Regions from separate parts of the Mus musculus genome. Here all the other regions are linked to region 1. A link is a contact called in ENCODE Hi-C or POLR2A ChIA-PET data. All regions are on one chromosome and are shown on one strand. Each heading gives the region's core, a stretch centred on a gene start or an enhancer-like site at or near the end of the contact. The rest is flanking DNA. Distances are from core to core; before and after follow the strand shown. Region 1 holds the start of Sipa1l2 (signal-induced proliferation-associated 1 like 2). Region 2 has its middle 30 kb from the start of Gm30713. Region 3 has its middle 68 kb from the start of Gm30713.

Region 1 (2,893 bases), core at 256-2,755:
TGATCGGTTAACTAGAGGCACTAGTTTAATGACTAGACTGTACTAGTCATTAAAAAGCCGTGCTGGGAAGAGACAAGCCAGATCTCACCAGGGGAGAAGGAAACGCAGAGGTCCGTGACACAACCCTCAGTATGACTCAGGCAGACGCACTCAGCTACAGATCTTCCTCAAATGCTGCCGGTCAACCCTTAGGCATGAACAGCCTCACACGCGCCCAAAACTGAAGATAGACTATTCTTCCCCCCTCCCAACCACCCTCCACCCCCTGCAATAGATCCCATTGCTGCCTGTTCCGGAAACCGCTCCAGCTAGCCATAAACAGCATGTCGAAATCTATGCAGCTCTTATCACCAAACCCACCCAAGAACTCCACATTCTCCAAAGACATCAAGACCTCCGCGATGCAGAGCCCAGTAACAAGCAGCTCGCTCATTCGTAGTCACCTCTGGTCGCTAGAGATCAAAGCCCACTTTCCATATTTGAAAAAAGAAATATAATAACCAGTTTAAGCCTTACAGGGGAGTACTATGTTTCAAATAAAGCAGCAGTTTGGGATAGTTTCTTCCTTTCATTCCAATTTGTAAGACGTTAAATAAATAAATAAATCCCAGCCTAGACTGCAGACGCAGGAAACTCAAGCGGGCAGCGGACTAAAATGCCTGTCATAAGAAAGCCATCTAGTGTTAAAGTTTAGAAGTGAAACCGCAGACAAAAGGAACATTTCTGGGACTATTTTGAAGTTACTGGGGAAAACCAATGAGAATAACCAAGACGCCCCGTTTTCTGCGGATGACTTGGGTTTTGGGGTGTTCTGCATTCTGCCTTTCCCCCTCGCTGTTTGGCCTTCTTTCTCAAAGCCATCCTTGCGCAGACCGAGGCAACTCCAAGCAGAACCCGAAGCGCCTAAGACCTGTTTTGACCAAAATCAGGTATCGCCCAGCCCCAATTCGTGAGGACGCACTTGCTGTCCGTTCGCCCGTGCTGACGTTGGCCCGGACTGAATTAATGTAGCCGAAGATGGTTAATGACGACAAACGTCTCCCCAAGGGGTGACGCCAAGTTGTCCTCGGCTTTCGCTCTCCGGGAGACGAGCCGAAATTGATTCTCGGGATTCTGCGACCAGGCTCAAATGAATGTGCCGGCGCTGCCGGTCGCTTCCCGACCGCGGTCCTCACCCGCGGAGACGCGAGCCCGCGCGTACAAAGGAGCGGGAGTCCCGGGGGAGCGGCCCGCAAGTTGCGCGCAGCCGGGCAGGTCCGGTCCCTGCGCCCTGCACCCCGCACCCCCCGGCACGCACCTCGGAGCCGCGGTCCTCTGGACCCCGCCAGGGCCGGCGCGCAGAAGCCAGGGCCTCGCCGCCCGCCGCCGTCCCGCGCTACCCATGGGCGCGCTCCCCGCGCGGCCGTTGCGCCCGCGGCTCGAGCTGTCGCCAGGCGCCGCGCTGCGTCCTCGGCCGCCCGGCTCCGTCTGCAGCCGGCTCCCGCCGCCGCCGCCCGCCCCGGCACCGCCCCCACGCGCTCCGCCCCCGCCTATTGGCCGGTGCCCCGAAAGACCCCACCCCGAGCGCGCCGCCCCCTCTCATTGGCCGGTGGCCGGACGGTCCCCGCCCCTAAAGCTCCGCCCACGCCCATTGGCCAACCGGACAGGCCCCGCCCCGAGCGCTCCGCCCACGCCCATTGGCGCGCCTCCTGGCCAGACTCGCCCCTCGCGGTCGGGCGCGCGCGAGCGCGAGCGTCCTCGGAGAGCGATTCTCCAGGTCGCGGCGAGCGCGAGGCCTCGGCTTACGGGGACAGGCGGCCGGCTTCGGAGTGCTCGCGAGCCCGGGTGCCCTCGGAACGACCGGTGCTCTCCGGGTGTGGACTCTCATTCGTACATGCTCGCACCATGTCCGGACCCTTGAGAGTCACCACGGCCTGGCGAAGCCCGAGGGACGGACTTGACGCAAAAGTGCAAGCTGTAGTCGCGCGGGCCGGGGAACCTGAGCCAGGAGCGATGCACGAGCGGGCCCACGCCTGCTCTCGGTGTTCCGGCCCTGTCTACCCCCTTTACCCCCAACCGCCGGGAGCCTCACCTGCGGCCGGCTGCAGAAGAGCGGCGTTGGGCTCTATTTTGAGATGCACGGGCAGGAGGAGTAAATAAGGCCGGAGCAGGTGGCAGAGCTGGCTCCACCTTACGTCCCCAGAGTCCTGAAATGGTTTGTTTGGGACTTTGAACTCCTCCCTGGAAGAGATAATGTTAATAATGTTATCTCTCCTTCCCTGTCGCAGTGCTTCCTACTACGAGCACACATCCTGGTGAAGTTTAAACAGTGGGTCCCCACCCAAGCTGCATTTCTCTGCGTGCACATTGTCCAATCTCTTATATATCATTTTAAATACAGGTGTAATGCGTAGGAATGGGCCTTGTAAAACATGCCAGCAACCTGTATATGACATTATGCTCCTGAGATTTCCAGGTTTTGAGGTCTTTCTGGATGGTCTCCCTATACCTACCGTTTGCAGAAGTTGTGTATGCATTCCACAAACATGAAGTCTGAGAAAAGTCCTGTGCTGCAGTGCTTTCTGGGAAACTTTTTACCAGACCCTGCTCTGTGCTTGGGGGTGAGGTGGGGGAGGGGGCAGATTAAACCGGGGCAGAGACTGTGGAATACAGCGCCAGAGAGGAAGGCAGGGCGTGGCTGCGGGCTCAGGTATCTTACAGAAACAAATATAAAATGCCTCTTTTGGCGAAGGTACGGAGATTGCTGGGGTTTCCAAGAAAAATACCAGCCATGAGGCATTCAACGGAGCTTGTCTAAAAGCCAGCGTGAGTCAGATTCCTCAGAAGTTAAGGGCGTTCTCTGCTTTTGCCAAGGACCTGGCTTCTGTACCAGGCTCTCAGTGGCAACTTACAA
Region 2 (3,042 bases), core at 295-2,794, 150 kb before region 1:
TCTGACTTTTAATTACTTTTGTTCTTCAGTAAGTTGAGGACAGTGCAGGGGTCAAAGGGAGATTCACATGAGCCCGGTGGGAGGAGCTCACTGTTTCTCGTCGGCTGTTCTGGCACTGGATGCTGTGCAAGACTCAGACAGATCCAAAAAAGTCCAGCCGTTCTCGGTTGACTCTGTTATCTGCTGAGCAAAGACTTGGACAACTTCAGAAGTTGGCAAATCTGGTGTCATCGAAGGATGAGTTGGATGGGGGAGGGGCTCGTGTCCAGGAGTGAAAGTGTGTGATGTTTGGGACTAGGGGAGAGAGCTCAGCCAGGAAAATGCTTGCTGTGTGGGTAGGGGGCTCCACTGTACCCCCAGAACCCACAATAAAGTCAGGTGTGAGGAGCGGGTGTGGCAGCAGTCCCAAGATGGCGCCCGGGACTGCAGCTAAGTTTTATGACTTGCACCTGACTTCCTCATACACCTGAAAATAAGCCACGACCATCATGAGAGCTGCGCAGGTGCACCATGCTGCTGGCGGTGTAAACAAGTCCATATTTGGTGGAGACATGCCCCTGCCACCCTGATTGGCTGAAGCTGTGTGCCTGGTGAGGTGGCGTGGCCTGCCGTGAGTGGATGGGGGCTGAGAGTATATAAGCAGACCTCCCTGGGTGCCCGGGGTCCCCATAGCAGCATCGAGGCATTCCTGCAATAAAGGCTGTTGAGAAGAATCCGACCGTGTTGTGTCTTCCTTGCCGGCCGAGGTGGCCGCAACAGTCAGGGTGATGACGTGCAGATACTCCCAGGGTTGGAGTTTGCTGGCCAGCCCCCCCCCCGAGCAGTGAGAGGCTGGCCTCACAGCCCACAAGCCGGATGGCATCCGAAGCACATCAGATGAGGTTGTCCTCTGGCTGCCACACACATTACATGTTACCTACAAATGTGACATCTGAGGTGACACCTGCTGAAGTCTTGCATGTGCCTAATTTTCAGGCAGCTCAGCATCTGGCTTATTTGGAGTCTGCCAGTGAAAAGCAGGCGTGTTTCTCTGGTTTGGGTACACATCTACTACTGTTTTCTTTGCTGTGACAGTTATTTCCTGCTTTCTTTCCTCGGAGCAGGCCCCGGGCTTGTGTGCATCCCTAGAACGAGGTCCTGGTTTTTAGTTTCCACATGAAAACTTCACATGCATCGAAAGGACGGACCTAGATTCTTTCTAACGTGTAACCCACAGTCTGTGCAGGCAGCATTGCCTGGGGCCTCCCTCACCTCCATCTGGGATGCTAAGAGCGCAGGCTGACTCGGTTTCCAAGGATCCAGAGCTACTTAATGGTCTCCCGAGGCACAAACTGAATGAAGCAGAGCTGGTGTAGGATCCTTCAGAAACTTCTCACAAGTGCATTCATTTACAGTGAGGTGGCACAGTTGCCACTGGGGTCAAGAGGGACACAGAGGTTTGGCTAGATGATTCATCTCCAAGGAGATGGAGCTCTCCGTTTGACTGGAAGCACAGTCAGCTCCAAGAGGAACCTCCACAGCTTCCTTCTCCAAACCAGAGAATGAGCCGGTGCCTCCCTCCTCACTGAGGGTTGGCTCTGAGTCAGCTTCAGGAGTCTCAGGCTACTGTTTCGCAAGGGCACGTGACTTATCCAAACACTCTGCCACCATCACATGATTCTGTCTCCTAGCGCCTCTGCACAGGAGTGTTGGGATCACAGATGCCTGCCACTGCGTCCAGCAGTCTGTATGGGTTCCACAGACAGAGCTCAGGCCATCAGGTGTGAACGGCTAGTGCCGTTACCTGCTGAGCCATCTCCCTAGCCTGCATGCCTTCATGCTCACAGGCGGCCATCTCTCTAGTTGTAGGCTTTGCAGGTTAGAAGTTGTGGCGTCCATGGCCTGATGCCCTCCCTGGTGAATGACCTGTAATCAAACTGCATTTGGATGGACGGGTGGGGTCCTGGGCTGCTTCTACCTCATTGATAACCGAGCAGCTCAGCAAAACAGGCTTCTGCCGTTGCCCTTTGATGGCAACTTGTGTTTTTAATAAGCCTTCTCCGTAGTACAGGGGAAAAAAAACCCACTATGCTAATTACTTTCAACTGCCACAGACTGGGAAGGTTTTGACACACAACTGTTCACCCCACAAGGTGAGAAACAAGCACCTGCTTAATTATTCTGAAATCAAAGATATTTCCTTTATTGGCCTGATTCCAGTATCAGTTTGTAGGAGTGCGTCCTCACAGCAAGTTAACATGCGTGGTTAAGAGGTGTCGGTCACCAAGCCTGTTTAGCCCACTGCGAAGCTGTGCAGAGCTACCTGTACCCCAGGGGCAGGAAGCCATGGTTGGCTAACCTGGATACGGGGAAACATCACTTTTGAAAAGTAATGGACCACAGTCACCTTGCCTGTGTGTGAGGCATGGCTCAGGACTTGACAGATGACTCTACTCTGGTCTTAGACACATGAGGGAAGACTTAACAACCTCAAGAAGACACTGCTGTCTTGGACCACGGTGATGCGTAAAGTTGGGATGGCTCTCCAGCTGTTTTCATCTGGAGCCTTTATTTTCTCTAAGGCACGCTCACCCGACCTGCTTGGCTGCACTCTAAAGATCATACCTGCTCTAGATCAAAGACTTGGATCAGTTGTGCCCCAGGTCCTGGACAGACACATGGCTGTCATGGCTAAGCTTTCAAACATGTGGTTCCGGCTAAGTTTCTGCTACTGTTTTGTCTGTCGTACAACTGCCTTACAAACAACTCTGAATTCCTGGAGGAAACACCAACTTATAAGTTGGATGTGGTGGCACGAATCTGCAAGTCCAGGTCTCCGGTGCTGAGGCAGGAAGACTGAGCTCAGGCAAACCTGGGTTGTATACACACACACACACACACACACACACACACACACACACACACACAGTGAGCCCAGGCTTAAAACCAACTGACTAATGAGGAAGCTTGAGCAAGATTTCACCCCAAGTCGAAGTTTATCTGCTCATACAATGGGAAACACCAGAGCCTTCTGAGGACAGACACTCTCGGGGTCAAGGGGAC
Region 3 (2,907 bases), core at 49-2,548, 250 kb before region 1:
AGGACTTGAGTTCAGTCTCCAGAATCCAAGTAAAACAGGTTTGTTTGTGGTGGTGCCGTTATAACCTCAGTGGTGGGGAGGTGAAGACAGGATTCCGGGGGTGCACTCTGTGCTCCTGGTGGTAGGGAAGAGTGAGCACCCTCCCTTTGGGATACACTGTAGCTCTTTCAGAAAGCTGTATCTAGATGTCATGTCTCAGAGGCCCTTCTGGGAGTACAGCACTACTCTCAGGAGGCCTTGGCACTGGAGAGGGCAGAACCCTTGCCTTTCTTCTGTCCTACCTATGTCCTTACAGGGTGCTGTCAGGTTCTAGGGCTCTGTGGTTTCAGATACCTTGAGTCCCAATTACTGGGACTATTGATGCTGGTTAGCTGGAGCTAAGAAATTAGCGGTGATTAAGAAAAGACCAGCATCATTGAGGTGACATCTTCTGGGAAGTGTTTTCTGAAAGCACAAAGAGGCTGTGTTCCAGAGATGGCCAAGGTTGTACTCCTGCTGCAGTGGGACTTGGTAATATGTAAGGGTCACCCAGGTGGTACTGGTTTTGAAGGCATGAAGGGGTCACGCAAAGCAGCTGAGGCTCGGCACTGTGAGAGGCCATGGAAGGCCATTGGTGAAGGTGCAGCCTCAGTTGCAATTGAAGGCCCAGGACTGAAGGGGTCATGCAGTGTTTTGGAGATGCCAGTACCATGAGATGACCACCAAGAGCAGCAGCAGCAGTGGAGTACAGGCATCTGGAGCCTAGAGGATGACTCGTGTGCTACACAGGGCATGGCTGGAGAAGTGACCCAAGCCCTTGGAGGAGCCCAGAAGATCGTGAGTTGGATCCCAGACATTGGACGGTTAGAGATTGACTTTTGCTTTTGATTGTGACTGTGCCCTGATATTTTCCCTGTTGAAGGAAGAAACTGTTTTAGTGGAGCCCACAGTTAAAGAGACTTTTAATTGTAAAAAGACTTTGAATTTTAAGAGATTGAAATTTTAAGAATATGTAAAGACTGTGGGACTTTTAAAGTTATTTAGATCTTGATACCATTGACCACTAGAAGGCTTGCTTTTCTATGAACCGGCTAGCTAGGACTGAAGGGGAGGGGTCCTTCCACATGGATGGAAAGCCCTGGGAAGGTAAGGGGTGCCAGGACTTCAGCTGGCATGCCAATAGCGGAGGTTGACAATGACCAGGTGGGACTATGTATGTGTTCACAGGGAAATAAAACCCAGAGCCATCAACTTCTGTGAGGTCAAAAGGCTGTGTTTGTCTAGCTTGGCAAGGTAGGGAGCTGGTTGAGGAGCCAGGGCCATCTGGACTGGCTCAGTGTGCGGTGCCTGTCCCTGAGAGTACATCAGGATGTAAGGGAGGCAGGCGGTCATAGAGTATGCCAGCAAATCTTGGAAGGTGTCATTCATAAAATATTGAATGGCCAAGGAGGTGGCACACAGGCCACATGGTAGTGACAGGTTCTAGGGGGGAACTGGATGGAAGGGGACCTCCATTCATTCCTGACTCATCCGGCTCGGGCTGGATGCCCGTGGACTCTAGTCGTTGTGGACATGAGCCATGAAGCCAATCCAACAATCTGAGAGCAGAAGCAAGCTCTGGCCAGGGATGGCTACTCTGTGAAGTAGCTTACATGCCAAGCTCTGGGCTGGGATGGTCACTTCGTGAACCATAAGCATTCTTTGCGGCAATGTTCTGTGTTACTTCGGGACAACATTCAGTGGATTCTCAGCCAAAAGCAGAATGATAGAGAGACTTTAATCCTACAGACATTTTCAGGGGCTTCTAAACTTGTTGAAGACATTGGGTTCATAGCATGATCTTACAGGGAGGGGGGCAAGTGACAGGCAGGAGACAGGAGCTGGTGTCAATTCTATGAAGAAAGGTACATCCTTGGGTTTTGCAGACTGTCCACCATATAGGAGACAGCCACAGATTTATGAGTGCAGACTCCATGCAAAGTCATAGCCCTATGGAAACATCCCTGAGGCACCACCTATCTTCTCTGCAGATATCCCTCTGATACTGATCTCCTTGCTCCAGAGCCTTCCAAAGCACTTCTCAGTGTGTCCTGTGCAGCTCCAGCTAGAAGAACAGTGGTCAAAGGCACCTAGACTCCTAAGTCCCCAGTTTCCTTGAAGATAGCTTCCTCTTGACACCTTTCTTGCAGTCTGACATTAGGACCAACGACTTGTATGGCTCCCCCAGGGTCTTCAAACCTGGGTGGATTTATTACCCTTGTTGGATCTGAGCACACAGAGAGACAAGATGGGTGGCAGAGAGAGGTGGGTACAGAAGATGGGCAGAGGTGCCATGGAGGGTTAAATAGCTTTTGATTTTCATCCAGCTCCCCTCTTTCTGAATGGCCAGTCTCTGACTTGTGGTCTACTCTGTCTCTGGGCTCTGTGAATCATCTTGGTAGCTGCCACCAAAAACATTGTAACTTTCATGAGTAAGAACATTTCTCAGACTATGTGATCACAGACAGAGATGGAAGGCCTAGTGAGCCTGTGCATTCTATGGGTGCTGTGAGATTCCAACACCTAGTGATCTTTCTGAGCAGTACTCCTGACGTGTTTATAAAAAGATAAAAAGAGATAAGGGGATTTGTTCATGGTGAGGTATGGGGGAAGAGGGTGTCTTAGGAGGCCCATGCCGAGGCATCCTTTCCCCCTGAGGGACCAGCCACATGATGGTATAGTACAGAATAGGGTTTATTCAGGGCATGGGGAGGGGAGTTAAGAGGGTAGTAGAGGCGGGGAAAGACAGAAAGAGAGTAGAGAAGTAGAGGCCAGCCATGAACATGTGGAAAGAAGGGGAAGGAAATGGGGAAGGGAGGAGGGAAGGGAAGAGCCCAAGAAGGCAAGAGAAAAACAAGAGATCAAGAGAACAAAAGAGGCAAGAGAGAA

Evidence for each region. A loop is a pair of places that touch in the nucleus more often than their neighbours do. ChIA-PET counts read pairs that join two places held with the same protein, here RNA polymerase II (POLR2A).
Region 2: POLR2A ChIA-PET joins it to region 1 with 10 read pairs in Patski. The contact joins the enhancer-like site here to the promoter of Sipa1l2 in region 1. POLR2A ChIA-PET finds 5 or more read pairs at or near these places in 2 of 5 experiments (Patski and embryonic stem cell).
Region 3: a loop to region 1 is called in a map of left cerebral cortex, with 2.1 times the contacts of the local background. The contact joins the enhancer-like site here to the promoter of Sipa1l2 in region 1. A Hi-C loop is called at or near these places in 1 of 37 maps with a recorded cell type or tissue (left cerebral cortex). POLR2A ChIA-PET finds 5 or more read pairs at or near these places in 3 of 5 experiments (all embryonic stem cell).

Annotation. Positions count from the first base shown.
Region 1 is chr8:125,568,358-125,571,250 of GRCm38, forward strand. Sipa1l2 (signal-induced proliferation-associated 1 like 2) reads right to left here and starts at 1,506. Exons shown (of 22, transcript NM_001357372.1): 1 at 1,298-1,506.
Region 2 is chr8:125,414,792-125,417,833 of GRCm38, forward strand. No RefSeq gene overlaps it. Among named protein-coding and RNA genes, the nearest start is that of Gm30713, 30 kb to the left of the region's middle. Within about 2 kb of position 1,545, at least 1 of the 3 ENCODE cell types and tissues checked has a DNase peak (open chromatin) inside an H3K27ac peak, as active enhancers do.
Region 3 is chr8:125,316,378-125,319,284 of GRCm38, forward strand. No RefSeq gene overlaps it. Among named protein-coding and RNA genes, the nearest start is that of Gm30713, 68 kb to the right of the region's middle. Within about 2 kb of position 1,299, at least 1 of the 3 ENCODE cell types and tissues checked has a DNase peak (open chromatin) inside an H3K27ac peak, as active enhancers do.